2 separate regions of the Homo sapiens genome follow, and region 2 is linked to region 1. The links are chromatin loops, found by intact Hi-C in ENCODE. Cell type or tissue: PC-3. All regions are shown on one strand. Links, peaks and the distances in the headings refer to the core of each region. The heading gives the core; the rest is flanking DNA. Region 1 overlaps TTC6 (tetratricopeptide repeat domain 6). Region 2 overlaps TTC6 (tetratricopeptide repeat domain 6).

Region 1 (16,829 bases), core at 3,595-11,594:
CAGTGAAATGGAACAGAAATCCATAAATAGACTCAATAACATGTTGGAATTTAAGGTATTTGAAAGTTAGCATTTCAAATCAGTAAGGAAAAGAAGATTCATTGAATAAATTATATTTTAAAATATGTTCTTCTTATCAAAATAAATTACAAATGGATTAAATATTTAATTTTTTCCAAAGGAAACCACAAAGTTACTAGAAGAAAATATGAGAGAATACATTAAAATGTAAACGTATAAACACCCTTTCTAAGATTAGCATCAAGACTAGAACACACAAAAAAAATTGCTACATTAAAAAATTTCTGATAGCATAAAACACCATAAACAAAACTGAAAAGCAGACAACAAATTGAAAATATATCTATAATATATACGGCAAATAACTAAAATTTTAATATAAAAAGATCATTTACAAAACAATACAAAAGAGATAAATGACAACTCCAGATCTGGTAATTCTCAAAAGGAAAAAAGCACATAACCAAGAGACATCTAAAAATATGTGCAACCTTACAAGAAATGGATAAAAATAATAAAAGATTAGAAAAAATTCAAAAAGAGTAACAATCATAGTTTGACAAGGGTGTAAGGAAAAGAACAGTGTCATAAATTGGCATAAATAGTGTCACCATAGCTTGGTTATAATAGTAACTATCTGGCCAGGCACAGTGGATCACATCTGTAATCCTATTATTTTAGGAGGCTGGTGCAGGAGGATCACTTAAGGCTAGGAGTTCGAGACCAGCCTGGTCAACATAGTGAGACTCTATGTCTACAAAAAAATATAATAATTAGCCTAGTGCTACTCAGGAGGCTGAAGTGGGAGGAGCCCAGGAGTTCAAGGTTACAGTAAGCTATTATTATGCCATTGCGCACCAGCCTAGGAAACAGAGCAAGACCCTGTCTCTATTAAAAAATTTTTGTATAAAGTAGTAAATATCATGAAATAATTTAAATGTTCACAAACAATCTTGAATGAAGAAACTCAGGCTATAGAATGTCATGGGTGGTTTAAACACATACATATACAAGAGATGTCCGAAAGGCTATTCACCAAGTTGTTAACATTAATCTAAGTCTTTAAATACCTTTAATCATTTTGCCTACTTTAAAGCCTGAAATATAAAATTTCATACCAAAAATTTGAACTAAATGTCTACAAACTTCTCTCTATAATATACAAATCATTTTTAAAGCAAAAATAAGGCCAATACAAGATATTTGTATAGTTCTCATCATAATTACTGTTTAGCAAAATAAGCGTAAGTTTGAACACTACACCGCTGTTCAAATAAACTTAAGTATATACCCTTCCAATTCCATTAAAATATTCTTGGTGTTTGCCATAAATAATGATTAACAAAATTGGGAAACATTAAAACTACACAACCACAACTATTACTACCTTTGAAGTTAACTGATCATTGCACAAAAAAATGCAAAAAGCCATCAAATGAAAAGGTATTCATTTTGTTTACAGTTACCTTTCTTGAGAACGCTTGGTAGTGCAGAAAAAAATTATACATTTCTCCGAACTTGTAGGCTCAGCAGACAGATATATTTTGAAAAGGTTAAGCTATGTTTAGCAAGGTAATCCTCAAGAGATAGATGCTGGAGAATTAAATATTCAGTACTTAAATTAACTTCTTATTTGGTACTTAGGAACAAATTGCCAAGAATTATCCTCATCAAATAGAACATTTATTGACTCTTGGAAAAAGAAAGTGAGGTCTACTTGAAGAAAAATATTTTCAGAATTCAAAAGAAACTAGCATTTCTAACACTTTGCGTGAATAATTATAGCTGTAAGTCCTCCAAATGATGCTTGGCTTGTGTAGTGCTAATGGGAATGACTCAAAATAGCAGAGTTTCATGCCTACTAGATTATGTTTATGTATTTATTTTCTACTCCTAGCTTTAGGCTTTAACATATATTCCAAAGAATGTCATGCTGAACTGCTATTTTCTATTGGAGACACTGGAGCAGTTCTGAAATTTCAAAAATTCTTCATATACAATTTTTTTCAAAAATTTAATTTGATAAAGCAAAACTAAAAGACTTCAGATGTATAAAATTATGACTGACAAATCCTAAAAATTTTTTTTTGCCTACATAGAAAACAAACATAAAAATGACCTTCTTTTAGGGATTCAAATAGAAACCAATTGTGATTGCTAATCACTGGGAAACCAGGTAATTTTTAATTCATGAAAGGATGCACTAGCATTGCAATTTTTACTAGAAGTCAAGTTTGAGAAAATGCATTCAAAATATACCATGAAAAGTATGGGTACTAATAATCTTGTGATAGTGTCATTAAAAGTGATCTTTTAGAATAGTATTCTCATATACCTAGGATAGTTAAATTATAATACTAAAAAAGTTTCCATTTAACTTAATATTTAACATTTGTAATTGTCTTAAAACATGCAGTACATTTTTCAGTATTTTTACCATGGCTTCTGAAAGGCGAGAGACTGTAGAGCAAGCATTCTCAATGGGCAGGTGATATCCCTCCCAGGAGGTAAAAATTGGTGCTTTGGGTCGGGGGAGCACAGTGTGATTAAAGTTTGCTCTTTTTATTTATAAAGCACATACATTCATATAGTATATAAACAGATATACAGTATATCTGGCATATTAAAATTTAATCAGGAGGGGCGATTAGAAGAAAAAAAGCCTTAAAATTCTCTTTAAGTGGGTGATAATGAAAAGGCTGAGAAAAACTGAGTTAGACAAACCTGGATTCTATCACTATCAAGAGATAAGAACTTCAGCAAGTAACCTGGTATCACGAACCCTAAATTTCTTCATGAATAAAATGGAAATTACAACTTCTCCCTTACAGTTGAAGATTTAAATAGGAAACATATGCAAAGCACACAGCACAGTTGCTCGGAATATAGTTACTGCTGCATAAACATTAGGTTCCTTCCCTTTTCTCCTTTCTTTTGAGGATGCTATAAATTATATACTCTCCACAAAAGAATATGCAGATTCCAAAGGAAGGTGAGACCCAAGGAGAAGGAGAACAAACTCCAAGAGCAATGACTTTTGTATGTGATCCCTGGACCCAAGTATACCCAATGATGGTGAAATCTAGTTCAAAAGACTGGGTCCAAGTGTCAAATCTGTGATTTTTTAAATTGTCTATGTGTAGCTAATTGCTTAAATTTTATTACTCTCAATTTCCACATCTGTACTCCAGAGCTGTGATGACAAACAAATGAGATCATGTATGTAACACTCTGGGAATACTAAAGTTACCTTACAATTGGGAATGGGTTCATGTTAATATTGTCAGGAAATGGAGACACAGACCTAGACTGTATACCTGAGGAAGCAGCAGAAAAAAACAAAAACTGCTCCCTCCTCTTTAGTGTCCAAGAACAGAATCAAGTCTTTAAAATCTAGAACTCAAAAGGCAGGATTTATATGACAGTTTACATTTAGCTTAAAATCAAATTACCAGTGGAACTCTTACCTATCTGTTTGTTCTTCATCTGTAAAGCGATCATCTAAGAAAGAGGTTCCAAATTTTCCAAGCAGGGTATCGTGGCCTTTCCTGTTAGCAGTGTGATACACTCGAGAAGCCAGGCGCAAGTCAACAGGCAGCTCCTGGGCTGGGATGGTGGTGCACAGATCATGAAGGTGCGGCATGGAGTAGTCTTGTGGAATTCTGCAACAGAGAAAAGAAAGTGAGCTCCTTTCATCATTTTGTGGACTTTAGATATAAAGTACATTTATACTGACAATTTAGTTCAGGTTCTAAAGACATACATAAATGGAGGAGATCTGATTTAAAACTATAATAATGGTATATAACAAATTTAATATCACAATCTCAGGCCATTGTCCAGAGCTTTAAACTTGTATCCAACTGCCTGCTGAATAGCTCAACCTACACCTCTACAGACAACAGTCTACAGGCATCTCAGGATCAACAAGTCTAAAAACAAACTCTTTATCATCCCACCCCAACCTCTTCTCTCCTGAATTCTGAAACTCAGTCTGTGGACACCATATCCAGCCATCATGTATTACTCCTTTGCTACTCTGGTCAAATGCTAATGTCCCTAAAGAAGTGGAACAATATAGGTAGGGCATTATCCATTAACTAGCATTGATAGAACTCTGGGTTTCTCTGAGTCAGTGTGGCATCTCCTTTCCCACTCTGCTTGGACTTGTATCTCTCTTCTGTCTTTCCTAAGTAGAGAGGATGACATGAAAATCTGCTTTTTTTTTTTTTTTTTTTTTTTTGTGAGATGGAGTCTCACTCTGTCACCCAGTCTCAGGCTGGGATGCAGTAGCACAATCTTGGCTCACTGCAACCGCCGCCTCCCAGGTTCAAGTGATTCTCCTGCCTCAGCCTCCTGAGTAGCTGGGACTACAGGCCCGTACCACCACGCCCAGCTAATGTTTGTGGTTTTAGTAGAGATGGGGTTTCCCAATGTTGGCAAGGCTGGTCTCAGACTCCTGACCTCAAGTAATCTGCCTGCCTTGGCCTCCCAAAGTGCTGGGATTACAGGCGTGAGCCACTGCGCCTAGCCAAAAATCTCCTTTCTTAATCCCCAGTGCCACCTGTAATCCAATCAACAAATAATTATTGAGCACCTACTATATGCCAGATTCTGTGCTAGGTCCTCTACACACATTTTCTCTAATTCCCACAACGAAGCTGTATTGGAGGTATAATTATCCTTATTTTGGGTAGGTCACAAAATTAGTGGGTAAGCCCTGGCATCCAAACACAACATTACTGGCTATTGGCCACATTTCTTGCCTATTAGTGACTTCTGGGTGGAAGTGGCCCTTCTCCAGAAGTACTCCATCCCTACCTTCCTACTAAAGCTTATACAACCAAATGACCTTCTTTTCATCAAATCAAATCCAATCCAATCAGCTTTAGATCTTTAGGTCATGTTCTCTTCTGACCCCCAAAACACAGCTGAGAATATGAATAACTTGTTGAAATTGCTCTTCCTTCATGGGCCTTTAAAGCTGCAATATCCCAGATTTCCATCTACCTCTCAAATTCATCATAATATGACTTAGCCATTGGTTTTCCTTCTCCAGTTTCCAAACTGGGTGTGGCTTCTGAGGTTTGAACTTCTCTTTGTACATTGGAAAAATCATCTTTAGTGTTTCAGCTATTACCTCTGTGCTGAGAGCTCCCAAATCTTACCTCTAATATCACTACCTCAACTAGATTCCTCCTTTTGAAGATAGAAAACATCTTTGACCCCTCTCTCTTTCACCTGCACATCCAATGCAAAACTGAGTTTCTCCCCCGCACAGGGTTGCTCAGGTGTGTTCCTTCTCCATCCTCACTGCCAGCATACCCTTCATCACCTCAGCCTGCGCAGGCAGTCGTTCACCAGTTGGGTTGAGCACGGCAGCCTCTGTCTATTCCCCTCTGCAAAATTCTACCAGATTGATCTCCTTTAAGTGCTCCCTTACCCAGCAAATTGATTGGTTGTTGCTTACTGCATTTGGCTAACTTCCTTTCTCTATGTTTCAAGGCTCCTAGACTTTGGACTTACTTCTAGCATAGTGATTAAGAGTACAGACTCTGGAGTCAGACTGCCTGGGTTCAAACACTGTTTACAATTCTCACTTGGTCATAAGCAAGTCAATTAATTTCTTTATACTTTGTCCTGGATACAGTTGCTTTAAGAAAGAAGAGTGAATGCATTTAGAACAGTGTCTCTCACATGGCAGAAGTTAGCTATTCTCATCAGTTTCCAGGACAAATCATAGGGCTACATCTGTCAGTCCCTTCAGTTATGGATACAGTGCTGTCTACTCTTTTGTCCATGTCTAAATATTCTTCAAACAAGACCTCAAGGACAGACTTCTCTGCCAAGTTTATCTTTTTTTCTTTTTTACAAACTGTCTCTTTTTGTAAGTTGCTCTACTCTTGTGTCACCCATTTTAACCTTTATCTAGAGGGTTAATGCTGGTCTGTCCACTGACCACTCAATATGGCTGGCACTGATTCAGAGATTAGCATGGTGTAAAGAATATAGACTTTGGAGTTGGCTGGGCCTGGATCAGGATCTTGGTTCTAACACTTGCCAACTGTATTACTGACTTCTTTAAAAGTCTTCTGATAAATGAGGATAAAAATCCCTAACCCTTGCCTTTATAAGAACTGATAAAAATAGAAGATGTGTAATTCCCAGCCTGCAGAAATATCTCAAGAAATGGTTTATTTTTAAGGTTGTTACTATTATTTTGTACTACACAGCACCTGACCCATTGCCAGGCCCCATATGGACACTATTGAATCATTAATAGAGAGTGGTCTATGGCATTTCCAAAAGAGCATAGGGCCTAACAAAAATAGGATATGAAATGTGTTCATGTGAAAGAGGAAAAGAGAGGTAAGTCTAAACATTTAGAAATGCCTGAGACAAACAGGCCTAACTGGAGGAGTGAAAGGGGGTGTCCAGAAAGCCAGGACTCCCAGGTACTCTGGGCTCCTAACAAAGGGCTTTTAAAATAGAGGGGAAAAAAAAGGTGTGCTCTGATGTCAAGCTCACCTACACCATCATTCTACCTGAGACAGGTCCTGGCTAGTGGAATGTGTTTGAGATTACATTACTGATTTTTATATTTTCTTTAAAAAGCATCACAACCAATCTGAATTCCCATGCACCCATTATAGTCTACTAACATTAAGCAAATAAATTTCCCTTGGTTATTTACCTAAATAACAATATGCTGCAATAGATGTTTGAATTCCCAAGAATACAATTTAATTTGAGGGCTAGTGAGAAAATTTAGGTTGAAAATTGATTAAAGAAAAAGGAACAGTAAATAAAAGACTTTCAGAAACATTTTCCTAAGATTCTCTTTTATTATATAATTTTTAAAAAATCAGACTTTTATTCCTCTGCATCTCATTCTATTTCTCACTAATGAAAATTTCTAATTTTTGTTTTAATGAATTAAAGCAGTAATATATATATATCAACAAGATCTACAAATATTTTTGGCATGCTCAGGAAAGGCTGTGTGTTTTTATAGCACACTCTTCTTAAACAGGACTATTTGTCATTCTTTGAAACACTAAGACATAAAAAAGAAAAGACTCTGACTCTGTGTGTGGCCATACTACTCTGCTTAATGCACTAAATGCAAGGTTTTTTAGAAAAAAAAATCAAGAAGTTTCTGCTTCATTGATAATCTGACAGTAACTATTTATTGAAGGTAAAATACTTGTTGTCTGCTGTGACTATTTGTTTTAATACATAATCTTGCTAACTAAATGAGCTTAAAGCAATGCAGATAAGCAATGGTATGTACAGGGTCACTTAAATGCCAATTTGACTGTTTCATAAACTTTGGAATTCTTTTCCCATGAGTCTATTCTCAGCTACTAAATTGTGAGTAATATCCATTTACAAAGTTTGAGCTGGCCATAAAAAGGCTGTCTTCCATGTCCAGCATACCTTTCAGTTAGTTCCCTAAGCAACAACAAAAGCTAATAATTAAAGCTTCTTCAAACCCCCATTAAGAGTTAAATGAAGAAGAATCTAGAAGAAACTAACCCATAAAAACTTAGTGGTGAAATAAGGAGAAAATCAGAGTTTCAACAAGGTGACTAGCAAAATGTAAATCATAATCTAAATTGCATTTCCACACTATTATTTAAAATTGTGGTTGTATTCCTGTGTAACGAGAAACTCCATTAAAATTATGGATGTGAGGATGAAGCATGATATTAATGGTAGAGAAAAATAATGCCATCTAAATTACCAAGCAGATGGCTTATGCACATTTTGTGTTGGCTTGTTTTTTATTTTATCATAAAAAAATTAACCAATATAATAAGCAATTGATCCAAATCAGGCATTACAATGACCAAAAATATCAAATCTAACATGCTAACATTTAATTTTCTTCAGTCTCACAAACAGTTATTTTTTCCAGCTATTGTTACATCATGAAAGTAAGTACATTTGTCAAAAACAGAAAAAGAAAAAAGCATAAAGTATAGCACTAACTGTAAAATCTGCCACCAACTTTTCCTGTGAGAAGGTTTAACTTAGGTCTCATATATGAATTTCTAAAACATTTAGTTTTCTTTTTTAAAAATGTATTTTCATGTCTCTATGCTACTGAATAACTCCTCTCCCAATAGAAAAATTATAAATTTAAGAAAATTACTTTTTATGTAGTTTTTTATCACAAAGAGGTTTTGAAGACTTTCTTGGTCTCAGTGATTTACGTTTCCGCATTCGCTTAATTTCTTTTCCTTCGATTTGCAAGAATTCTGGTGATTTTGCCTTTAAGAAAATATAAAGTGTGCTGTTAAGAGAAGATGTAACATGAGAGTTAGATCTTTCTCTCATATTTAGCGAGTCACCTAATATTTAAACTCCAGATTTCTATGTATATGTTATAACAGAATGCTAAAAGTAAATTGATAGTTTCCTCTAAATCCATTCCTAAATTTTACATATATACCTATATAACAATAAAAATATTAGTATCATGTTTATTTACAACATTTTTATTACCTTAAAATTATTGAAGAATAAATATATTTTCCCTCCATAAGTGCACTCTTCTTTATTGGTATTTGTAATAAAACTTGCCCTTATTTCCTTAAAGTTTGGCATGACTGCTGGTTACAACCACAAGCTAAAAAAAACTTTAGTGCTTTATATTTTTGTTTTGATCAGTTTATCAGAATAAACTTATGCAGAATTCATGGTAATCACTCATGTAAAGATATTTTCTCTGTGGGTTTCTCTATATTTTTTTGAGATTAGATTTAAGGAAGAAATCAGGGAGGCCCTCCTTGGGAAAAGCTATGGTTGAATAAGTAGAAGGTAGCCAGATAAAAGGAAGTTAATTTTTTTATGTTAGGTAGGGTTTAGGTTTGATACAGTAGTAAAGAAGGAGCTATTGCAACTTCTTGGGTGATGAAGTAATGAAGAATAAAGAAAGTTCAATGAATACAGAGCATTCCACCTAACCATCTTGGTAATCTGAATTTCCTGTATGGTATTTCCAGGAAAAACACTGAAGTTTTTCACATTTGCTACTAAATCTCGTCATCCCATATCTATGCACTTACTTTGTGGATCCTAAGGCTATCCTAATTAAATTTCATCTGAGATCTGACTAATCAAATCTTTTTTTAATTCTTAATTTTTGTGGGTACATAGAAGGTATATATATTCATGGGGTACATGAAGTGTTTTCATACAGGCATGTAATGCATAATAATTACATCATGGAAAATGGAGTATCCATTCCCTTGAGCATTTTTCCTTTGTGTTACAAACAATCCAATTATACTCTTTCAGTTATTTTTAAATATACAGTTAAATTATTACTGACTGGCCGGGTGCAGTGGCTCACACCTATAATCCCAGCACTTTGGGAGGCCAAGGCGGGCAGATCACCTGAGGTCGGGAGTTCAAGACCAGTCTGACCAACATGGAGAAACCCATCTCTACTAAAACTACAAAATTAGCTAGGCGTGGTGGTGCATGCCTGTAATCCCAGCTACTCAGGAGACTGAGGCAGGAGAATCATTCAAACCTGGGAGGCATAGGTTGCGGTGAGCCAAGATTGTGCCATTGCATTCTAGCCTGGGCAACAAGAGTGAAATTCCATCTCAAATAAATAAATAAATAAATAATTACTGACTATAGTCACCCTGTTGTGCTATCAAGTATTTTGCCTTATTCATTAATTCTATCTTTTGTACCCATTAACCACCCCCACTTCACACCCATCAAGCCTCTCTTCCCAGCCTCTGGTAACCATCCTTATACTCTCTATCTCCATGGGTTCAATTGTTTTGATTTTTAGATCCCACAAATAAGTGAGAATCTGTGATGTTTGTCTTTCTGTGCCTGGATTATTTCACTTAACATAATGATCTCCAGTTCCTTCCATGTTGTTGCAAATGACTGAATCTGTCTTTTTTTTTTTTTTTTTTTTTTTTGAGACAGGGCCTCAATCTGTAGCCCAGGCTGGAGTGCAGCGGAATGATCACAATGCACTGCAGCCTCAACCTCTTGGGCTCCACTGATCCTCTTACCTCAGCATCCCAAGTAACTGGGGCTACAGGCATGCACCATCAAGCCTGGCTAATTTTTGTATTTTTGTAGTGATGGAGTTTTGCCATGTTTTCCAGTCTGGTCTCAAACTCCTGAGCTCAAGCAATCTACACGGCTAGGCCTCCCAAAGTATTGGGATTACAGGAATGAACCACTGTGCCCAGCCTCATTCTTTTTCATGGCTGAATAGTATTCCATCGTGTGTATGTACCACATTTTCTTTATCCATTCTTCTGTTGACGGACACTTAGGTTGCTTTCAAATCTTGGCTGTTGTGTGACCAGTGCTGCAACAAACATGGAAGTGCAGATATCCCTTTGACATACTGATTTCCTTTCTTTGGGGTATGTACCCAGCAGCGGGATTGCTGTATCATATGGTAGTTCTATTTTTAGTTTTTTGAGGAACCTCCAACCTGTTCGCCATAGTGGTTGTACTAATTTACATTCCCATCAACAATGTATGAGGCTTCCCTTTTCTCCACATCCCTGCCAGCATTTGTTATTGCCTGTCTTTTGGATATAAGCCATTTTAACTGGGCTGGGATAATATCTCATTGTAGTTTTGAGCACTTTTCATATGTCTGTTTGCCATTTGTATGTCTTCTTTTGAGAAATGTATATTCAAATCTTTTGCATATTTTTAAATAAATTGTTAGATTTTTTCCTACAGAGTTGTTTGAGCTCCTCATATATCCTGGTTATTAATTCCTTGCAAGATGGGTAGTTTGCTAATATTTTTCCCATTCTGTGGGTTGTCTCTTCACTTTACTGATTGTATCCTTTGGTGTGCAAAAGCTTTTTAACTTGACATGAACCCATTTGTTCATTTTTGCTTTGGTTGCCTGTGCTTATGGGGTATGGCTCAAGAAATATTTGCTGAAACCAATGTACTGGAGAGTTTCCCCAGTGTTTGTTTGTTTGTTTGTTTGTTTGTTTGTTTGTTTTTGTGGTAGTTTTATAGTTTGAGGTCTTAGATTTAATTATTTAATCAATTTTGATTTGATTTTGTCTATGGTGAGACATAGGGGTCTAGATTCATTCTTCTGCATATGGATATCATTTTCCCAGCATCACTTATTGAAGAGGCTCCCTTTTCCCCAGCATATGTTCTTGACACCTTTGTTGAAAATGAGTTTACTGTAGGTGTGTACTGTATTCTGTTCCATTGGTATATGTGTCTGTTTTTATGCCAGTACCATGCTGTTTTGGTTTCTATAGCTTTGCAGTATAATTTGAAGTCAGGTAATGTGATTTTCCTCCAGATTTTTTGTTTTTGTTTTTATTTGTTTGGGGTTTGTTTTTTGTTGTCGTTGTTTGTTTGTTTTGTTTTGTATGGTTTTTGTTTTTGTTTGCTTAGGATAGTTTTGGTTATTCTGGGCCTTTTTTGGTTCCATATAAATTTTAGGATTGTTTTTTCTATTTCTGTGAAGAATGTCATTGGTATTTTGATACAGATTGCATTGAATCTGTAGAATGCTTTGGATAGTATACACATTTTAACAATATTGGTTCTTCCAATCCATGAACATGGAATATCTTTCCATTTTTTGGTCCTCTTCAATTGCTTTCATCAGTGTTTTATAGTTTTTATTATAGAGATCCTTCACTTCTTTGGTTAATTCCTAGGTATTTTGTAAATGGGACTACTTTTTACTTCTTTTTCAGTTTGTTCACTGTTGGCATAGAAATGCTACTGATTTTTGCATGTCAACTTTTTGTCCTGCAACTTTACTAAATTTGTTTATCAGTTCTCATAGTTTTTTGTGGAGTCTTTTGGTTTTTCCAGATATAAGATCATACCATCTGCAAACAAGAATAATTTGACTTCTTCCTTTCCAATTTGGATGCCTTTTATTTCTTCCTGTTGTCTGATGGCTGTAGCTAGAACTTCCAGTATGATGTTGAATAACAGTGGTGAGAGTGGGCATCTTTCAGGTGCTTCAGATCTTAGAGGAAAGGCTTTCAGTTTTCCCCATTCAGTATGATACTAGCTGTGAGTCTGTCATATGTGGTTTTGGGATTTATTTATTTATTTATTTATTTATTTATTTATTTATTTATTTTTGAGATGGAGTCTTGCTCTGTTGCTGAGGCTGGAGTGCAGTGGTGTGATCTCAGCTCACTGCAACCTCTGCCTCCCAGGTTCAAGCAATTCTCCAGCCTCAGCCTCCCAAGTAGCTGGGCTTACAGAAAGGCACCACCATATCTGGCTAATTTTTGTATTTTTAGTGGAGATGGGGTTTCTCTGTGTTGGCCAGGCTTGTCTCAAACTCCTGGCCTCAGGTGATCCACCTGCCTCAGCCTCCCAAAGTGCTGAGATTACAGGTGTGAGCCACCACACCGGTAAAAACCGTATGTGGTTTTTATTATGTTGAGCTATGTTCCTTCTATACCCAGTTTTTGACATTTTTTGTTGTTCATGACGGGATGTTGAATTTTATCAAATGGTTTTTAAGCATCAATTGAAATGATCATAAGGTTTTTGTCTTTTATTCTGTTGCTAGGATGTGTCACATTAATTGATTTGCATATGTTGAACCATCCTTGCATCCCAAAGTGGGATTTATCCCACTTTGTCATGAATGATCTTTTTAATGCATTGTTGAATTCAGTTTGCTAATACTTTGTTGAGAATTTTTCCAACAATATTCATCAGGGATATTGGCCTGTAGTTTTCTTTTTCTTTTTTTCTTTTTTTTTTTTTTTTTTTTTTTTGGTGTGTCTTTGTCTGCTTTTGATATCAGGATAATACCTGCCTCATAGAATGAGTTTGGAAGCATTCCCTTCTAGTTTATTTTTCAGAATAGCTTGAGTAGAATTGGTGTTAGTGCTTTCAATTCAGCAGTGAAGCCATTGGGTCCCAGGCTTTTCTTTACTGGGAGACTTTTTATTATGGATTTGATCTTGTTACCTGTTATGGGTCTGTTCAGGTTTTGTATTTCTTCCGGTTCAATCTTGGTAGATTGTATGTGTCTAGGGATCTGTCCATTTCTTCTAAATTTTCCAATTTATTGGCATATAGTTGCTCATAGTAGCTACTAATGATCCTCTGAATTTCTGTAGTTATGTCTTCTTTTTCATCTCTGAGTTTATTTGTTTGGATCTTCTGTCTTCTTTTCTTAGTCTGGCTAAAGGTTTATTAATTTTGTTTAGCTTTTCAAAAAACCAACTTTCTTATCTCATTGACCTTTTGTATTGTTTTCTTCATTTCAGTTCAGTTTATTTCTGCTCTGACCTTTATTCTTTGCTTCCACTAATTTTTGGTTTGGTTTGCTCTTTCTTTTCTAGTTCTTTAAGATCCATCATTAGATTGTTCATTTGAAGTTTTTCCTCTTTTTTGATGTAAGCACTTACAGCTATGAACTTCCCTCTTAGTACTACTTTTGTTGCATCCACAGGTTTTGGTATGTTATGTTTCCATTATCATTTGTTTCAAAAAAATTTTTCAATTTCCTTCTTAATTTCTTCATTGACTTGCTGGTCATTCAGAAGCACATTGTTTAATTTCAATGTGTATAGTTTCCAGAATTATTCTTGTTACTGATTTCTAGTTTTATTCTATTGTGTTTTTTTGTTTGTTGTTTGTTTGTTTGTTTGACAGAGTATTGCTCTGTCACACAGGCTGTAGTGCAGTGGCACAATCTCGGCTCACCGCAACCTCCAACTGCCGGTTTCAAACAATTCTCATGCCTCAGCCTCCCGAGTAGCTGGAATTACAGGCATGCATCAGCACACCTGGCTAATTTTTGTATTTTTAGTGCAGGTGGGGTTTCAGCATGTTGGCAAGGCTGGTCTTGAAATCCTGACCTCAAGTGATCCACCCACCTTGGCCTCCCAAAGTGCTAGGATGGCAGATGTGAGCCACCACACCTGACCGGTTTTACTCTATTGTGGTCAGAGAAAATGTTTAATATTGGTGGGGTTTTTTTAATGTTTTAAGACTTGTTTTGTGACCTAACATATGGTCTATCCTGGAGAATGATCCACATGCTAAGGAAAAGAATGTGTATTCTGCAACCATTGGATGAAATGTTCTATAAACATCCATTAGATCCATTGCTCTATAGTGCAGATTAAGTCTGATGTTTCTTTGTTGAATTTCTGTCTATAAGACCTGTCCAATGCTGTAGGTGGGATGTTGAAGTTTTCAGCTATTGTATTGGAGTCTCCCTCTTTGACTCCCTAATATTTGCTTCATAAATCTGGGCACTCCAGTGTTGGGTGCATATATAATGAAAACTGTTACATCCTCTTGCTGAATTGACCTGTTTATGATTGTTTAGTGACCTTCTTTTTCTCTTCTTATAGTTTTTTTCCTGAAATCTATTTTGTCTGATATAAGTATAGAGATTCCTGCTCTTTTCTGGTTTCCATTGGCATGGAATATCTTTTTCCATCCCTGTATTTTCAGTCTATGTGTGTCTTTATAGATGAAGTGCATTACTTGTAGGCAACAGATCAATCAGTCTTATTTTTTTAATCCATTCCAGCCACTCTGTGTCTATTGATTGGAGAGTTTAGTCCATTCACATTCAATGTTATGACTGATGAGTAAGGACTTTCTCTTGCCATTTTGTTATTTGTTTTCTGGTTATTTTGTGGTCTTCTCTTCCTTCTTCCTTTCCTGTCTTCCTTTTAGTAAAGGTGGCTTTCTTTGGTGATATGATCTAGTTTCTTGCTTTTTATTTTTTGTGTATCTGTTGAATGATTTTTGTTTTGAGGTTATCATGAGGCTTCCAAATACTGTCTTATAGTCCATTATTTTAAACTGAGAACAACCTAACACTGTTTGCATAAACACACAAACAAGCAAGCAGAAAAGAAAAAAAACTAATAAATTCTCTACACTTTAACTTTATTCTTCTGCTTTTTATCTTCTTGTTTCTATTTATATCTATGGTACTGTTTATATCTTGAAAACTTGTTATAGTTATTATTTTTTGTTGGTTAATCATTTAGTCTCTCTATTTAAGTTTACACACCACATTTATGGTGGTATAATATTCTGTTTTTCTGTGTACTTACTATTACCAGTGAGATTTGTACCTTCATATTATTATTTATTCCTCATTATCATGCTTTTCTCTCTGGTTGAAGTACTCCTTTTAGTATTTCTTGTAAGACAGGTCTGGTGTTGATAAAATGCCTCAGCTTTTGTTTGTCTGGGAAAGTCTTTATTTCTCCTTCATGTCTGAAGGATAATTTCACCAGATACATTATTCTAGGTTTAAAGTTGTTTTTATTCAGCACTTTAAGTATGTCATGCTACTCTCTTGTGGCCTGTAAGGTTTCCACTGAAAAGTCTGCTGCTGGACATATTGGAGCTCTATTGTATGTTGTTTCTTTTCTCTTGCTGTTTTTGAAATCCTTTCTTTATCCTTGACCTTTGGGAATTTAATTATTAAATGTCTTGAAGTAGCCGTCTTTGGGTTAAATTTTCTTGGTGTTCTATAGCCTTCTTGTACTTGGATAGTGATATCTTTCTTCAGGTTGGGGAAGTTCTCTGCTATTATCCCTTTGAGTAAACTTTCTACCTCTATGTCTTTCTCTACATCCTCTTTAAGGCCAATAACACTTAGATTTGCCCTTTTGAGATTATTTTATAGATTTTGTAGGTATGCTTCATTGTGTTTTATTCTTTTTTCTTTTGTCTCCTCTGTGTATTTTCAAATAGCCTGTCTTTAAGCTAATTCATTATTCCTTCTGCTTGATCAGTTCTGCCACTAAAAGACTCTGATGCATTCTTCAGTATGCCAACTGCATTTTTCAACTCCAGAATTTCTGCTTGATTCTTTCTAATTATTTCAATTTCTTTGTTAAATTTCTAAGATAGAATTCTGAATTGATTCTCTGTGTTATCTTGAATTTCTTTGAGTTTCTTCAAAACAGGTATTTTGATGTCTCTATATATTTTGAATATATCTCTATTTCTCTCAGGGTTGGCCCTTGGTGCCTTATTTAGTTCATTTGGTGAAGTCATGTTTTCCTGGATCATTGTGATACTTGTAGATATCTGTCTGTGTCTTGGCATTGAAGAGCTAAGTATTTATTGCAGACTTTGCAGTCTGGGCTTGTTTGTACCCATCCCTTTGGGGAAGGCTTTCCAGATATTCAAAAGGAGTTGGGTGTTGTGATCTCAGCTGTATCTGCTTTAGGGCGGGGGACCCCAAGCCCAGTAATGCTGTGGTACTTGCAGACTCATAGAGGTACCACCCTGATGGTCTTGAACAAGATCTGGAAGAATTATCTGAATTACTAGGCAGAAACTCTTGTTCTCTTCTTTACTTTGTCCTAAACAAACAAAGTCTCTCTCTCTTTCTCTCTCTCTCTCTCTCCCCTGAGCCAACTGGAGCTGGGGATGGAGTGACACAAGCACCCCTGTGGCCCCTATTCCTAGGACTGCACTGGGTCAGATCTGAAGCCAGCACAGCTCTGGGTCTCGCTCAAGGCCTGCTATAACCACTCCCTGGCCACTACTTATGTTTGCTCAAAGACCTAGAGCTCTACGATCAGCAGGTGGCAAAACCAGCCAGACCTATGTCATTTGCAGCAAATTCGCTCAGACCCCGGGTGCAACCAGAGGTGCCATCCAGGAGCCAGGGACTAGAGTCAAAAACCTTAGACGTCCATCTGGCATTCTATTGCACTACAGCTAAACTGGCACTCAAACCACAAAATGAAATCCTTCCCACTCTTCTCCCCACTTTTCAAAAGCAGAGAAGCCTCTCCCTGTGGCCA
Region 2 (16,829 bases), core at 4,017-12,016, 75 kb after region 1:
TCTAAATATATATGCACCCAATACAAGAGCACCCAGATTCATAAAGCAGGTTCTCAGAGACCTACAAAAAGACTTAAACACCCACACAATAATAGTGGGAGAATTTAACACCCCACTGTCAATATTAGACACATCAACAACATAAAAAATTACCAAGGATATTCAGGACTTGAACTCAGCTCTGGACCAAGCAAACCCAATAGACATCTACAGAACTCTCCACCCCAAATCAAACCTATATACATTCTTCCCAGCATCACATCGCACTTATTCTAAAATTGACCACATAATTGGAAGTAAAACACTCCTCAGCATATGCAAAAGAATGGAAATAATAACAAAGAGTCTCTCAAACAACACTGCAATCAAATTAGAACTCAGGATTAAGAAACTCACTCAAAACTGCACAATTACATGGAAACTCAATAACCTGCTCCTGAATGACTACTGGGTAAATAATGAAATGAAGGCAGAAATAAATAAGTTCTTCGAAACTAATGAGAACAAAGACACAACATACTAGGATCTCTGGGATACAGCTAAAGCAGTGTTTACAGGGAAATTTATAGCACTAAATGTCCACAGGAGAAAGCAGGAAAGATCTAAAATCTATACCCTAACATGACGGTTAAAAGAACTAGAGAAGCAAGGACAAATAAATTTAAAAGCTAGCAGAAGACAAGAAATAACTAAAATGAGATCAGAACCAAAGGAGGCAGAGACACGAAAAACCCTTCCAAAAAAATCAATGAATCCAGGAACTAGTTTATTGAAAAGATTAACAAACTGAGTCCAGCAGCACATCAAAGAGCTTATCCACTATGATCGAGTCGGCTTCATCCCTGGGATGCAAGGCTGGTTCAACATACTCAAATCAATAAACATAATTCATCACATAAACAGAACCAACAACAAAAACCACATGATTATCTCAATACATGCAGAAAAGGCCTTCAATAAAATTCAACAGTCCTTCATGCTAAAAATGCTCTATAAACTAGGTATTGATGGGACGTATCTCAAAATAATAAGAGCTATTTATGACAAGCCCAAAGCCAATATCATACGGAATGGGCAAAAGCTGGAAGCATTCCCTTTGAAAACCAGCAAAACACAAGGATGCCCTCTCTCACCCCTCCTATTCAACATAGTATTGGAAGTTCTGGCCAGAGCAATCAGGCAAGAGAAAGAAATAAAGTGTGTTCAAATAGGAAGTGAAGAAGTCAAATTGTCTCTGTCTGCAAATGACATGATTGTATATTTAGAAAACCCCATCCTCTCAGCCCAAAATCTCCTTAAGTTGATAAGCAATTTCAGCAAAGTCTCAGGATACAAAATCAATATGCAAAAATCACAAGCATTCCTATACACCAATAATAGACAAACAGAGAGCCAAATCATGAATGAACTCCCATTCACAAATGCTGCAAAGAAAAAAAAATAACTAGGAATACAACTTAGAAGGGATGTAAAGGACCTCTTCAAGGAGAACTACAAACCACTGCTCAAGTAAATAAGAGAGGACACAAACAAATGGAAAAATATTCCATGCTCATGGATAGGAAGAATCAATATCGTGAAAATGGCCATACTGCCCAAAGTAATTTATAGATTCAATGCTATCCCCATCAAGCTACCACTGACTTTCTTCAAAGAACTAGAAAAAACTACTTTAAATTTCATATGGAACCAAAAAAGAGCCCGTATAGCCAAGACAATCCTAAGCAAAAAGAATAAAGCTGGAGGCATCATGCTACCTGACTTCAAACTATACTACACAGCTACCATAACCAAAACAGCATGGTACTGGTACCAAAAAGATATATAGACCAATGGAACAGAACAGAGGCCTCAGAAATAACACCACACATCTACAACCATCTGACCTTTGACAAACCTGACAAAAACAAGCAGTGGGAAAAGGATTCACTATTTAATAAATGGTGTTGGGAAAACTGGCTAGCCATATGCAGAAAACTGAAACTGGACCCCTTCCTTGCACCTTATACAAAAATTAACTCAAGATGAATTAAAGACTTAAACATAAAACATAAAACTATAAAAACCCTAGAAGAAAATCTAGGCAATACCATTCAGGACATACGCATGGGCAAAGACTTCATGATTGAAACAGCAAAAGCAATGGCAACAAAAGCCAAAATTGACAGCTGGGATCTAATTAAACTAAAAAGCTTCTGCACAGCAAAACAAACTATCATCAGAAAGAACAGGCAACCTATAGAATGGGAGAAAATTTTTGCAATCTATCCATCTCACAAAGGGCTAATATCCAGAATCTACAAGGAACTTAAATAAATTTACAGGAAAAAAAACAACCCCATCAAAAAGGGGGTGAAGGATATGAACAGACACTTCTCAAAAGAAGACATTTATGTGGTCAACAAACATATGAAAAAAGCTCATCATCACTGGTCATTAGAGAAATACAAATCAAAACCACAATGAGATACCATCTCATGCCAGTTAGAATGGCAATCATTAAAAAGTCAGGAAACAGGCCAGGCACAGTGGCTCATGCCTTTCATCCCAGCACTTTGGGAGACCAAGGTGGGCGGATCACCTGAGTTCAGTCAGGAGTTCGAGACTAGCATGACCAACATGGTAAAATCCTGTCTCTATAAAAATACAAAGTTAGCCAGGCGTGGTGGGACATGCCTGCAATTCCAGCTACTCAGGAGGCTGAGGCAAGAGAATTGCTTAAACCTGGGAGGTGGAGGTTGCAGTGAGCTGAGATCATGCCATTGCACTCCAGCCTGGGCAACAAGAGCGAAACTCCATCTCAAAACAAAAACAAAAACAAGTCAGGAATCAAGAGATGCTGGAGAGGATGTGGAGAAATAGGAACGCTTTTACACTGTTGGTGGGTGTGTAAATTAGTTCAACCACCGTGGAAGACAGTGTGGCAATTCCTCAAGGATCTAGAACCAGAAATACCATTTGACCCAGCGATCCCATTACTGGGTATATACCCCAAATCCTTCTACTATAAAGACACATGCACACATATGTTTATTGCAGCACTATTCACAATAGCAAAGACTTGGAACCAACCCTAATGCCCGTCAGTGATAGACTGGATAAAGAAAATGTGGCACATATACACCATTGAATACTATGCAGCCATAAAAAAGGATGAGTTCATGTCCTTTGCAGGGACATGGATGAAGCTGGAAACCATCATTCTCAGCAAACTAACACATGAACAGAAAAGCAAACACCACATGTTCTCACTTATAAGTGGGAGTTGAACAATGAGAACACATGGACACAGGGAAGGGAACATCACACAGCGGGGCCTGTCAGGGGGTGGGGGGCTAGGGGAGGGATAGCATTAGAAGAAATACCTAACGTAGATGATGGGTTGATGGGCGCAGCAAACCACCATGACACTTCTATATCTATGTAACAAACCTGCACATGTATCCCAGAACTTAAAGTATAATAATAAAAATAAAAGATTTAATACAATTTAAAAAAAAAAGAAATACCAGAGACTGGGTAATTTATAAAGGAAAGAGGTTTAATAGGCTCATGGTTCTACAGGCTGTACGGGATGCACAGATCTGGCATCGCCTTCTGGGGAGGCCTCAGGAAGCTAAAAATCATAGTGGAAGGCAAAGTGGGAGCAGGCACTTCACATGATGAAAGTAGGAGCAAGAGAGAGTGGGGGGAAGGGGCCACACATTTTTAAATGGCCAGATCTTGCAAGAACTCTCCCACAGTTGCAAAGAGAGCACCAAGCCATGAGGGATCCCACCATGACCCAAACACCTCCCACCAGGCCCCACCTGCAGCACTGAGGATTAAAATTCAACATGAGATTTGAGTGTGAACAAATACCGAAATTATATTAGAAATACAGGCTCCCCATTCAGCCTTGAGTGGTGGGGTGGGAGTGGCGCCATAGGTTTTTCCGCAGTATTTAGCTGGAGTAACATAGTTATCGTCTAAAAATTTTTTGTCTTGCTAGGCTGCCCCTTTCCTGATCCTTTGGCTAAAGAGCAGGCTTTTGTTGCAGATTTTTCTAGCTGTAACCATTGGCATTCCTATGTATGTTACCAGCTTCTTTAGCTACAAGTCTGGGAGAAATTAGGCAAAAAGAAAAGTCAGAGAATTCACCACCAGTTCATTCCTTGTGTCCCAAAGTCCCTAGATGAGCTGTCTTCTGCTATTCACGTTTTGGGGTCTTCTGGTATTTGTTTTATATATAATGTTCAGGGTTTATAGTTAGTTTTACTTAGCAGGAAGAATAGAGAAAAAGGATATCTATTTCATCTTCCCCGAGGCAAACATAAGCTTAAGTTTTATAACATAACATTTTTGTAGACTGTATGTTATTTGCTTATGGGAGACCTTGGACTATGAATTTTCTCTTATCTAGGTCATATTAAGCCGTTTTCCTTTTGAGTTATATGATCAAAAACAACTACGCATGACAGAAGCAAGGACCACCTGGATACTTCATCCTCCAATTAACATCTGGAAAGTGGTCTGTGAACCCCAGCCACATGTAATTAGAATGTATTTTTGTGACTGATACTATTGAATGTCTTAGCAAAACAAACAAACATTCATAACATTTCTACTTCTCCTGCCATGGTATATGCATACTGTTTAGGTCAGTGGTTCTCAATTGGATAAAAGAGGGTGGCATAATTTTGCCCCCGCCTCAAGGGCTCATCTGGCAACATCTAGAGACATTTTTTATTGTTATGACTTGGGAGGTGCTACTAGTATCTAGTGTATAGAAGCCACGGATGCCTTGAAACATCCTACAATTCACAGGACAGCCACCTTCAATGAAAAATTAAGTGGCCCAAAATGTCAATAGTGCCAATGTTGAGAAATCCTGGTTTAGATGTCTGACATTTGACAGCTAAGTTTAACCCTCCGTATTCTTTGCAACTCCAGGCCCAGGTAACTATGGACCTCCAAGTGCTGCATGTGGAATGTCCTTTCCCAAGCTCTCAACAAAGACAGTCCAGCCTGCTGAGATCATCTTACCTCTCAGCTTCCCTCTAGGGATTGCTATGTGGCTGCAAGTTATGATTTCTAAAGGGAAGAATCATGTTCCTTGTTTTTCCTGGAAAGAACATCATTTACATAAGCCCCAAACGTTTAAAACAAAAGTCCTTATTCGAATCTTCTTAAGAATTTTTAAAATCATAATTTGGACACGACTTTTATACTTGCATACTTACATTCTTTTTTTTTTTTTTTTAGACGAAGTCTCGCTCTTGTCCCCCAGGCTGGAGTCCAATGGTGCGATCTAGGCTCACTGCAACCTCCGCCTCCCGGGTTCAAGAGATTTTCCTGCCTCAGCCTCCCAAGTAGCTGTGATTACAGGCGCCTGCCACCACGCCCGGCTAATTTTTGTATTTTTAGTAGAGATGGGGTTTCACCATGTTGGCCAGGCTGGTCTCGAACTCCTGACCTCAGGTGATCCACCCGCCTCAGCCTCCCAAAGTGCTGGGATTACAAGCGTGAGCCACCGCGCCCGGCCTATACTTGCATTCTTATTGCTATCTCTCACCTACCACCCAGTGCCATTTCAACAAATTCCCCATTGTACATTTTTCACCCTAATAAAACTTCTGAAGCCACTTTTACTTTAAGAAATGCAAGCTCTATCTTCTGGAATTGTTGTGGGGTGGGGGTGTCAAAATTTTAAAAGCCAAGAACGAAATCCAGGCTGCACTCAAAAAATCAAGATAATGAGAGGCAGAGATGGGACTGAGACACCTGATGCTGTCCAAGATACACTTGATTCTAATGCTCCATGATCCATGCCACTCTCCGACATAAAACAATATGTAGGAGAAATGCCATAAAAAGAATACACAAGTGGGGCCGGGCGCAGTGGCTCAAGCCTGTAATCCTAGCACTTTGGGAGGCCGAGGCGGGCGGATCACGAGGTCAGGAGATCGAGACCATCCTGGCTAACATGGTGAAACCCTGTCTCTACTAAAAATACAAAAAATTAGCCGGGCATAGTGGTGGGCGGCTGTAGTCCCAGCTACTTGGGAGGCTGAGGCAGGAGAATGGCGTGAACCCAGGAGGTGAAGGTGGCAGTGAGCGGAGACCACACTACTGCACTCCAGCCTGAGCGACAGAGCAAAACTCCGTCAAAAAAAAAAGAATACACAAGAGGAATTAACACTTCTGGTAAAAGAGCTGAATACACTGCAATGTTCATTATTCATTTAATAGTCTCTCTTCATATATCCCTAAGTCCATTTGAGCCTGTCAAAATACAATCTTTCTTATGGGACCCTGCTCTGAGGTATAACTTTCCTCAACTGTACGGGACCTCTGGACCAGTTTCTAATACCATCCTCTCTTCATGTCAAGTACCTTAACTATGTCGTAGAGCATGGAGCCTATGTCAGAAGTAGGGGCACCGAGGCCTTTCTTCTCTTTGCTAAGGCTCTTCATTGGGCATCCCTGATTTGTTTTCTTATTAGATTCATAGAAAATCTAACTAGAAATACCCATTTTGAAATGGCCTGAGCAGTCACCCTAATCTTGTTCAGTAACAATGGGGAGGTGTGAGTCTCAACTCAGAACATTTGTCATACTCTGCCCACAAACATTAGGCCAAAGGCAACACCAGAGACTCTTGTTCATACCTGTTTTTGCTTCCCTTTATGGTCACATTCCTTAAATCACAGCCAAGAGTGTATTCTGGGGCTGAAACAATTTTAAAGACATAATGCAGTAGCAGTATTCTGTGTACTAATAAGATATTTGTAGCTGCAGCCAAGAACAGTAATAGAATCTTCTTGCTTCTGTCATTCTCAAAAAAGACCGTGTCTCATATTTTTTCTTTCTTTCTTTCTTTCTTTGGGTTTGGGGCTCAAGTTCCCTTGTTACTGCTTTTGCTGTCAATGTCCCTGCCACAGCAAAGTCTGTATAATGGACAAAATATCTTAAACTTAAATATGACCCCATCTAGCTTAGCTTCCTGCCAGGGACAAGTCATAGTGAATCAATGGGCTGTCCTGGGCATGGTTCCAGCTCAGTGTCTTGGATGAGACTGCCTGGGGTGGAATCCCAGCTCTGCCATGCATTAGCTCCAGAACACTGTGCCAATCTTTTTTAACTTCACTAAAGCTAGAAGGCCTCCACGTCAGACAGGACTTTTATTAGTATCTATTGACCTGATAGGGTTGTCATGGGGACAAAAATGCATGTAAAGTGTGTCCCATAGAGTTTGGCACACAAGAAGCACTTACAAATCTCTATGATTGGGAAGACATAGAAAATAAAGTTTTTAAAAATGTTTCAAGAGAATGACTTTCACTGAAAATATAGAATTCTTATAAATAGTAACATGCTGATCTTCTTAGAATATAAATGCACTTTTGCTGTAATTTACTACTAATAATACTAAACTGTAACAGAAAAAAGAGTTTTTCACATAAAATGCCTGTTCCTTTAACACTAAATAATCACGAAACCTTTGAAGGGGAAGGCTCCTAGTGACGTTATTACTGAAGTCTTCAGCTAATGTTCTCTGAACCAGTTTCTGGGATCATGGCTCAGTTTCCTTCACTTTGAAAAGAGGATAAGACAGAAAATTCAAAAATTCAAATGGAAAATTCAAACAAAATGCAAAGAAGTTGAATAACACCCCAGTGTTTTTGTGTTATAATACATGACACCTTATGCACTGAAATATTATCCATAATAAACTACTCTTACATATGTAATGTAACCCAAATTGCATTTGGGAAAAATGTTACTCTTGTTTTGGTTCACCTACTTCCATTGTAATGTCGTAGTTCTGGCCAAGGACGCTCCGTATGAGCTCTTTGATGGTCTGGTCGGAGGCCAGCTGGGCCTCGGACTGCAGAGAGGCGATGATCTCTTCGATGGACGTGGGGATCACGCGGGAGGGCAGCAGCGCCTGCCAGGCGGCCTCCCGCGCGTCGCTGGGCGGCCAGCTCTCCTGTTCTCCCTGGGCTCCTAACCCCGCCGCTTCCCGCGCCTCGCGGGCCCCGCTCTCGCTCACGAAGTTGCTGCGGATCCTCACTTTCCTCCGCCCGCTGCTGGCCTCCATGTAGCCGTCCTCTGCGGAGACGGAGCTGGCCTTCCTCTCTTTGGCCATGCAGGGCCCTGCGAGAGGAGCTACCTCCTGGCTCTGTTCGCGCTCCCTTCCCAAGTGGAAGACCCGCCTGGGAGCCGCGTGCCGCGAGCTCTCCAAGACCCCGCGCGCTCTGCGCTTCACGGGTGGCTCGGGCGGAGGCAGCAGGACCACGGGTCTGGCCGTGCCGAACCCCGAGGCGATGACTGGGGGCTTTTTCAGGGCCTGGTGCCGTAGGAACGCGGAGCTCCGCAAGTAAAAGTCCCGGGGGCGAAACGACCGGGTCTTGCCTGGAGCCGCCGCCTCACCCAGGCCCGAGGGACGCGGCGCGCCTCCGAGCACCTCCTGCAGGAGGGCGGCCGCGGACATCGCAGGGCCTTTAAGCGAAGGGTATCTTCTCGACGTCCGGGCTGCGGCGCAGGAAACGCGCGCGGGGCGGGCCGGGCCGGGGGCATGGAGGCTGTGGACTGGGCTTTCATCTACAGCCGGCTTGGAGGCCAACTTCTGCTTGAATCGGAGAAAATCCTTTTTAGTTTCCTGCCGAACTTTCTCAAGCTCTTTAAACATATACGATTCCTCTTTGTATTTCAGGCCAAAGTGTCTCGGGATTGTGGACATCTTGACAAATTTGACCTGTAAAGTAAGCCCCCAAAACAATCACATATGTTGTGTGCGTATATACATAAATATAAAACAAAACTGGAATAAAATTTCAGCTCAGCAAAGCTTCTCATAAGAGAACCTCACCGTGCTCCCTGAGGCACAAGCGGGTAAAATTATCATGTAATTTTATATCCACCTATTGGCCCTTTCACAAGAACCATGAAAAACCTCTAAAACAGTCATTTTTTTCGGTGGAGGCTTCCCAAACCCCTATTGGATTTCTTTTAACATTTCTTTAGACTCTAATTAGTAATGTTCCACTTCCAGGCAAGCAGCATCATACTAAACATAGCTTAGAAAATCCCCAGGACCCCTGCTACAACAGAATAAAGGTCACAAACTGTGGCCTGAGGCCTGGATCATTCAGCCCATATAGTTCAGAGTATTTCAACAATTTTTTCTTTTTTTGAGACAAGATCTCGCTCTGTTGCCCATGTGACTGGAGTACAGTGGCATGATCATGGCTTAGTGCAGCCTCGGCCTCCTGGGCTCAAGCGATCCTCCCACCTAAGCCTCCTGAGTAGCTGCGACCAAATGTGGTACACCACATCCAGCTAATACTTTAATTTTTTGTAAAGACTCAGTCTCCTTGTGTTGCCCAGGCTGGTCTCTAACTCCCTGGGCTCATGCCATCCTCCCACCTCAGCCTTCCAAAGTGTTGGAATTACAGGCATGAGCAACCATGTCTGGCTTACTTCCACAATCTTAATTCATAGCCAGCTATTTTAAATTGGAAGATTTTCATAAACCAATTCAGATTTGCAGTTTCTCTGAAAAAAAAGAAAAATGAAGGGTCTGTCAGTGCAAGGGCCAAATCCCAGTTCTTGTGGCTAGACAGCTGTTTCCCCTTCTCTCTCCAGCTGGTCCCAGGTGTCCCCTTCCTTACCCAGCTCACTCCCTCCAAGTGTCACCTGAGCCACAGCAGTGTGTAGGAAGGGAATGGGGGAAGCCTCAGAGCAGGCTGCAGCTAGATTATGAGGCCTTCAGTGCCACTCTCTGTACTTTTTCTGTGAGCTACTGGAAACCACTCAAAATTTTTAGCAGAAAAGTAACTTGATATATTGACTAGAAGAAAGAATAAAGGCTGGCAGGACAAGTAAGAATCTGGTAGCTGGAGCCTGAGTCTGACCTTGATAATGAAGCACAGTAAAAACAGAGACAAAGCAAGGTAAAACTGACAGGACCTGGCCAATGATTAGGAATGAATGGGAGCAATGAAAGCTCCTTCAAAAAATAGGGACTTTGAGTCAGCCTAATGAAGTCTTAGTCATAATAAAACTTCTGTTATTCACTGAACTGTACACTTTAAAATGGTAAAGAGGACAAATTTTGTTATGTGGATTTTAACTACAATTTTAAAAAATTCTGTTATTCAGCAGGGCCAGCTAGCTATGATCATAAGTAGATTTTGAGATCTTGAAAGATCATTACACAAAGCCAGGCTAGCAGTAAATATAAATAGGGAACCGATGGCAGGTTCTGTGGCACACTTACCTGTGTGAGGCGGGAGGGGCAAGAGTAATCAGAGAGTTAGAAAAACGAAGAGGACAGTGTTCCACAGAACACACCAAGAGGAGCATTTCAAGAAATCAGGGTAAAACAATGAAAGTAAAACAAAATACAATGAACTAGAAGTCTTTAGAGAATACCTAAGGTCAAGTTTCTTTGAAAATAAATAAAACAGTAAGGCAGAAACACCTCTGGAATGTCATCATTATTTCCAGATATGATTATCTACTGAAAACACAGACACTAGAACTCTAATAGGATTCTGCAAGAGATTTGAATTTAAAATATATATATATGTATATATCCCCCAATAATTTCTTTGTACCAAAATGGTCCTATCAAAAACATAATGGACTCTAGCCTGGGCAACAGAGCCCCTGTCCTTATTTAAAACAATTTTTTTACTATAATGGTAAAATTTCATTTGTAATATTTTTTAAAGTAAGTATCTAGGCATAAACCTAACAAAAAAATGTACTGAAACTAGGTGATTAAATTTTTAAAATTTTACTGAAGGACATTGAAGAAAGATTCAACTAAATAGGAAGTTAATGTTCCTTGATGGAAAGACCAAATATTTTAATTATATCAGGTCTTCCCAAAATACTGGTTTGGTTTCATGCCAGTGCAAAACTCTGAAAATGATATTTTGAACTTTGAAAGGTAATTCTGAATTCATTTGAAATAATAAACAGGCTGGATTAGCCAAAAAAAAAAATGGAAAACATAAATGACAAGGGAGCACTTGTCCCTCAATGAAGAGCAACCAGATAAATAAAAGGTTTACAGATAAAAGAATTAGAACTGAAAAACTGCTGCTAAAATCAATAGCTACACTGAGAAAGTGAGAAAAAGGATTAAATATAATATTAGTTATATTATAAAGGCAGCATTAAATTGATGATAAAAGAATTTTTCAATAAATTGTGCTGAGACAACTGGACAACTATTTGGTGCAATTTTTTGGTGTATTTCATGACATGTACCCAAATAAATCCATATGGACTTAAAACTTAAATGTGGAAAATATATTTTTATTTTACTTTGCATTTTTATCACTTATCTACATTTCTTAGTTGGACTCATATCAATTCATGAAATAATTATCTTTATAATTGTAATTATTCATTTATCATGATGTTTGATAGTATGAAGAAAATCTCCTGTTTATCCCCCAAATATAGTCGTATTGCGTTTAACTGAAGACCCTGCTACACGAAGAGCTCATCATATCTGGGAATCAATAGGCTTTCTTTCTTTACCTAGCTCCATGACTGACTAGACCTTGGACAATTCAATTCTATCCATACCAAGGGTTCATATTAAAAAGTGAAAATAATCTGTTGCCAGTTTTCCAGGCCATAGGATATGAACATTAGAAATTATTTCTAAAGCCCTTAAGCAAGTTTCCCTACTTTAAAAAATGCTGTATAATCCCCCCGCCCCGCATAGTATTTTGGCTCTTATTGTTTGCACAGGTGGCAATATGTTCATATCAACACTATCTGCATTTCTTCCTGCAAAAGGTTGAAAGGTAGTAACTGGAACAGAGCACAGACCAGAAGTACATTAGTACCTGATGAGAATCTGACTTGACTCTCCCACTTGCACTTCCCTTTTATTTCTTAGTTCCTGCTTTCCCACTTCTCCCAGGCCTTTGGTTTGCTATTGAAGTTTAACAAGTGTTCATTGTTTAACACTTCTCAGTACATTCCCATGAGTTCTTAACAGGAAAGTTGCTCTTTCTATCTAAAATTAAACCAACAGGAAATAGAACTTCTAAATTCAACAGGAACTTCTATTGTGCGTTCAAGATGAGTGGTATACCAGTGCTTCATGGGCCAGTCCATCAAAGCTAAGTGCCTTTATTCCCCCACCCACTCCTACAACACAAAATACATAAAATGACTTTTAAACATTCATTCTCATGAGAAAATAGCATGTTCTCTTTTTCATAGGAGCAATTTACTAAGAGAGACTAGTTCTAGTTTGGCAATACCAAGGGAAAAATAATGTAGTTGTCTCTAAAGGAAAAAGTATTCATCTACATGATGTGTCAAATAGGCAGCTCACAAACCAGGTTGATTATGTTTACCCTACACTTTAAAACGGGACAGAATGCTCTTAAAATCTGTCTATGCCTTTTCCTTTCTCTTCTGCCAGAAGGTTCAAGGCCTGAGCAGTGAAGCAGTCAGAAGGGTCAAGAGCCAGCCTTTTCTTCTCTCTCACAAGACCAGGTCAGCCATCAGAAGAAAGTTCTCCAGCCAAAAATGGCTAAAGACTCAGGCAGGGCTGCACACTTGAATTCTCTAGACCATTGCAGGTTACTCTCTGGTTCTTGCAGTTGTGTCTATTTCTCCTGTTGGAACGGAAAATCCAAAACTTTGCTCTAGACTGTAACTAAAGTCAAAATAAATGGAGCAGATTACCACATGACTTGGTTCCAAGCTACACAAACCCACCTCAAAAAGGGAAAGCAGTCTGCATATGTTAGGCCTAGCTCATCAGAGTATTACATTAGGAATGGGCCCAGAAAGTAATATGAATTACCAGACCTTGACCTCTTCCTATATGTAGTCAGGGGACCACACTGAGAAGGATAACCTTTTAAGAACAAGATTTGGGTTTTCCTAGGTCCATAATCAAATATCATCTCAACTGACATACCTCCTAAACTTCAGGCCAATGTCAATTTCCAATGCACAGTACTAAAGTTCCAAAAGAAACTTCTTAACCCAAGGACAATCTATCTCATTTAGTAAAATCTTCAGCCTTGCAAGGAAAACAAAAATATTCTGAAAACAATATTTGCTTCTGAAATATCAGTGGGAGAAATGAGATCTGTTTGTGTCCTCATTGTCATTTACCAAAAAAAAGCCTCAAAAGAAATATATAAACATATTAATAATTTTGCTAAGAGAATGGGAAAACAGTGATTTTTTTTCTATTTTTCTGCACTTTCTATACTTGTTTAGCTGCCTTTAATCCTGTTAATATCAATAATAGTAAAAACCACTTACATGTGCTCATTTAAAAGGATATAGAAAATAGAGAAAAAGCTATTTTTCAGGCTCAGAAGAGGTTTCTCTCTGAGCTATTCAAAAGCTCACAGAAATTTCAATAACTATAAAAGCTCAGCCCTTTATAACAGTCACTTAGAATATGCCTATATCCCTTGTGAATATACTTACATTCAAAAATACATACATATATAAATACATAACAGCTAATGAAACAACAAAATACTCCCCTGCGTTTTTCTTCTCCCCACTTTCTATCTTCACTTCTTGGACTCCCTTTAATTGCTTAAAAAGCCAAAATTTAAAAATAAAATGTGGCCAGGTGCAGTGGCTCATCTTGCAATCCCAGCGCTTTGGGAGGCCAAGAAGGGAGAATCGCTTGAGCCCAGGAGTTCAAGACCAACGAAGGCAACATAAGGAGACCCTGTCTCTACAAAAAGTAAAAAATTAACCGGGCATGTTGGTACATGCCTCTGGTTCCAGCTAGACAGGAGGCTGAGGTAGAAGGATTGCTTGAGCCCAGGAGGTCAAGGCTGCAGTGAGCCATCATTGTGCCACTGCACTCCAGCCTGGGTGACAAAGACTCTGTCTTAAATAAAAATAATTTTTTTTAAGAATAAATAAAAATAAAATGATGCGTGTGTATGTTTAATGGTCATTGTACTTTTGACATGTTAAAATATTGCCTGCTGTCAGTTTCAAAAGCAATTTGTTGGAGAGCCATAGATGCATCTTTTTTTTTTTTTTTTTTGAGATGGAGTATCACTCTTCCGCCCAGGCTGGAGTGCAGTGTTGAGGCAGAGTATCACTCTGTCGCCCAGGCTGGAGTGCAGTGGCGCGATCTTCGCTCACCGCAAGCTCCGTCTCCCGGGTTCACGCCACTCTCCTGCCTCAGCCTCCTGAGTAGCTGGGACTACAGAGACCCGCCACCATGCCTGGCTAATTCACAGATGCATCTTTACAGATCAATTCCTCACAGCAACATATAAAGTCTGGAGAAATTTTTTTTATTGACCTAAGAATTCTTCAGAGTAAACAAAAGCAGGAAGATTGTAGAGGAAAGTCAACATTTGTGTAAACTGGCCTGGAGAGAAGTTTCCAGGTTTATTGTGGTTTTTCTTCAAACACAGTCCATAACTGCAGAAATGGCATAGTGCAAGTGTCAAAAACATTGATAGGAAGCCCTTCATCATTCTAGCCAGAAGAATCAGGGAAAGGAGCCCAGACAACAAACATCACTGAGAAGTGAGAGAGAAATTCCAGAAGGAAGAGACCCAGAGAAGATAATCCCCAAATTCTATCTAAACCCCACACGTCTCCGACTGACCTTTGATTCACGTATATGCAGGACAAACTCAAAGTAGCACAGTAAAGGCTTAAAGAGCTGAACTGAACCACCAACCACAGAGTAAGACAAGACTTACAGTGAGTTTAACTGACTGGTGAAATGCCTGCTAAATGGAAAATAACAACATTCTTCAGAAAGGATATGACAGAACCTAGACTCTACATGACAAAACATTCACAATGTCCAGGATATAGTCCAAAAATACTTGGCATGAAAAGCCTTGGGAAAATTGAATCATTCTCAGAGGTAAACATAATAAACAGATTCCAGTCCAGAAATGACTCAGGTGTTGAGATTATTAGAAAAGGACATTAAAGCAACTCTTATAACCATGCTCAATCAAGTAAAGGAAAATATGCTAGAGATTAATAAAAAGAAAAAGAAAATTGAACAGATCCCAGTCCAGAAATGACTCAGATGTTCAGATTATTAGAAAAGGACATTAAAGCAACTGTTATAACTATGCTCAATGAAGTAAAGGAAAATATGCTAGAGATTAATAAAAAGAAAATCTTGGCAAAGAAATTAAAAAAATAAAAATAGAAATTTTATACCTGAAAATATATTTTCAAAAAAATTTGATTAGGAAAATGGAGATGTCAGAGAAAAGAGTAACTGAGTTTAAAGATAAATGCACAGAAATTATCCATTATAAGAAAAGACAAAAAAGAAAGCCTGATATCCCTGTAAGGATAATACCAAAAAGCGCTAACATTCAGATAATTAGTATCCCAAGGAAAAAGGAGAATGATTGCTCCACTGCACTCCAGCAGCCTGAGTGACAAAGAGAGAATCTGTCTCAAAAAATAAAAAATAATTATGTTTGAGAACTTCCTAAATTTGAAGAAAGACAAATTTATAAATTCAAGAAGCTCAGTGAATCTCAATCAGAATAAATGTAAAGAAAATCATATGTAAGGTGATGAAAAACAAAGACAAAGACAAAATTCAAAAGCAGACAGAGAGAAACAACACATTATTGACAGGGAAACAATAATTCAAAGACCATGGACTTCTCATCAGACACCCCTAAGAACAGAAGACAGGGAAACAGGATTTGTAACATGCTAAAAGATTTTTTTTAAATGTCAACCCAGAGCAGGTGCAGTGGCTCATGCCTGTAATCCCAGCACTTTGGGAGGCCCAGGCAGGCAGATATCTTGAGGTCAGGAGTTTGAGACCAGCCCAGCCAACATGGTGAAACTCCATCTGTACTAAAAATACTAAAGTTAGCTGGGCATGGTGCTGGGCAGCTGTAATCCCAGTTACGTGGGAGGCTGAAGCAAGAGAACTTCTTGAATCCAGGAGGCAGAGGCTGCAATGAGCCAAGATTGTGACACTGCACTCCAGCCTGGGCAACACAGCAAGACTCTGTCTCAATAAATAAATTAATTAATTGATTAATTTAAACTGTCAACCAAGTATTCTATACCTAGCATGCATATTCTTTTTTAAAAGGTAAACAAAATAAAGACATATTCAGATTAAAAAAAAAAAACCTAAGAGAATTACTCACCAGCGGATAGGAATTACAAGAAATGCTAAAGAATGGTCTTCAGGCAGAAGAGAAATGATACCAGAAGGAAATTTAAATCTTTAAAAATGAATGAAGATGAGAAATGTCAAATGTCTGAGTAAGTGCATGAAGCTATTTTTTTCTCTTAAGTTTAAAAATAATGTACGAAAATTATGATATTGTGTTGTGGGATGTTTATGTAGGTAGGTGCAGTACATATGACAACCAGAACCAAAAAGACTGGGATAGGTGTGGGTAAAGGAACTATATGGTTGTACAGTTTCTGCATTTTATGTGAACTAGTTCAATATCAACTTTAAGTAGACTTTGAAATGTTAAGAAGGTATATTGTAATTACTGGAGAAACCATTTTTAAAGTAATACAAAGAGGTGCAACTAAAAAGCCAATAGGTAAGGAAATGAAAAACAAAAGATATTATTAAATCTTAAAAAATATTTTAGACTGAATAATAATGAAAACACAACATATCAGAATGTGTGGGGTGTAGCTGAAGCAGTGTTTAGAAGGAAACTTATACCCTAAATGATGAAATCAAAAAGAAGAAAGGTCTAAAATCAATAACCTAAAGTTCCATATTAAGAATCTAGGAAAAGAAGAATAATGCATACTCAAACTAATGGAAGGAAATAATAAATATAAGGATA

What was found. Peaks named below come from ENCODE experiments on the same cell type or tissue, not always from the same donor. Only the 100,000 strongest peaks of a DNase experiment are listed, where the experiment ranks them.
Region 2: it touches region 1 in a loop (3-fold over the local background); 2 of 110 quality-filtered maps call a loop at or near these places.

What each region holds. Positions count from the first base shown.
Region 1 is chr14:37,688,186-37,705,014 of GRCh38, reverse strand. TTC6 (tetratricopeptide repeat domain 6) reads right to left here. Exons shown (of 33, transcript NM_001310135.5): 6 at 8,180-8,298; 7 at 3,489-3,683. Among named protein-coding and RNA genes, the nearest start is that of TTC6, 100 kb to the right of the region's middle. In PC-3, for the core only: no CTCF peak of the experiment used is centred there; a DNase peak (open chromatin) is centred at 7,364; H3K4me3 peaks cover 298 bases; H3K27ac peaks cover 1,398 bases.
Region 2 is chr14:37,613,961-37,630,789 of GRCh38, reverse strand. TTC6 (tetratricopeptide repeat domain 6) reads right to left here. Exons shown (of 33, transcript NM_001310135.5): 3 at 7,787-8,740. The coding sequence starts at 8,725. Among named protein-coding and RNA genes, the nearest start is that of TTC6, 27 kb to the right of the region's middle. In PC-3, for the core only: no CTCF peak of the experiment used is centred there; DNase peaks (open chromatin) are centred at 6,619 and 7,049; H3K4me3 peaks cover 704 bases; H3K27ac peaks cover 3,655 bases.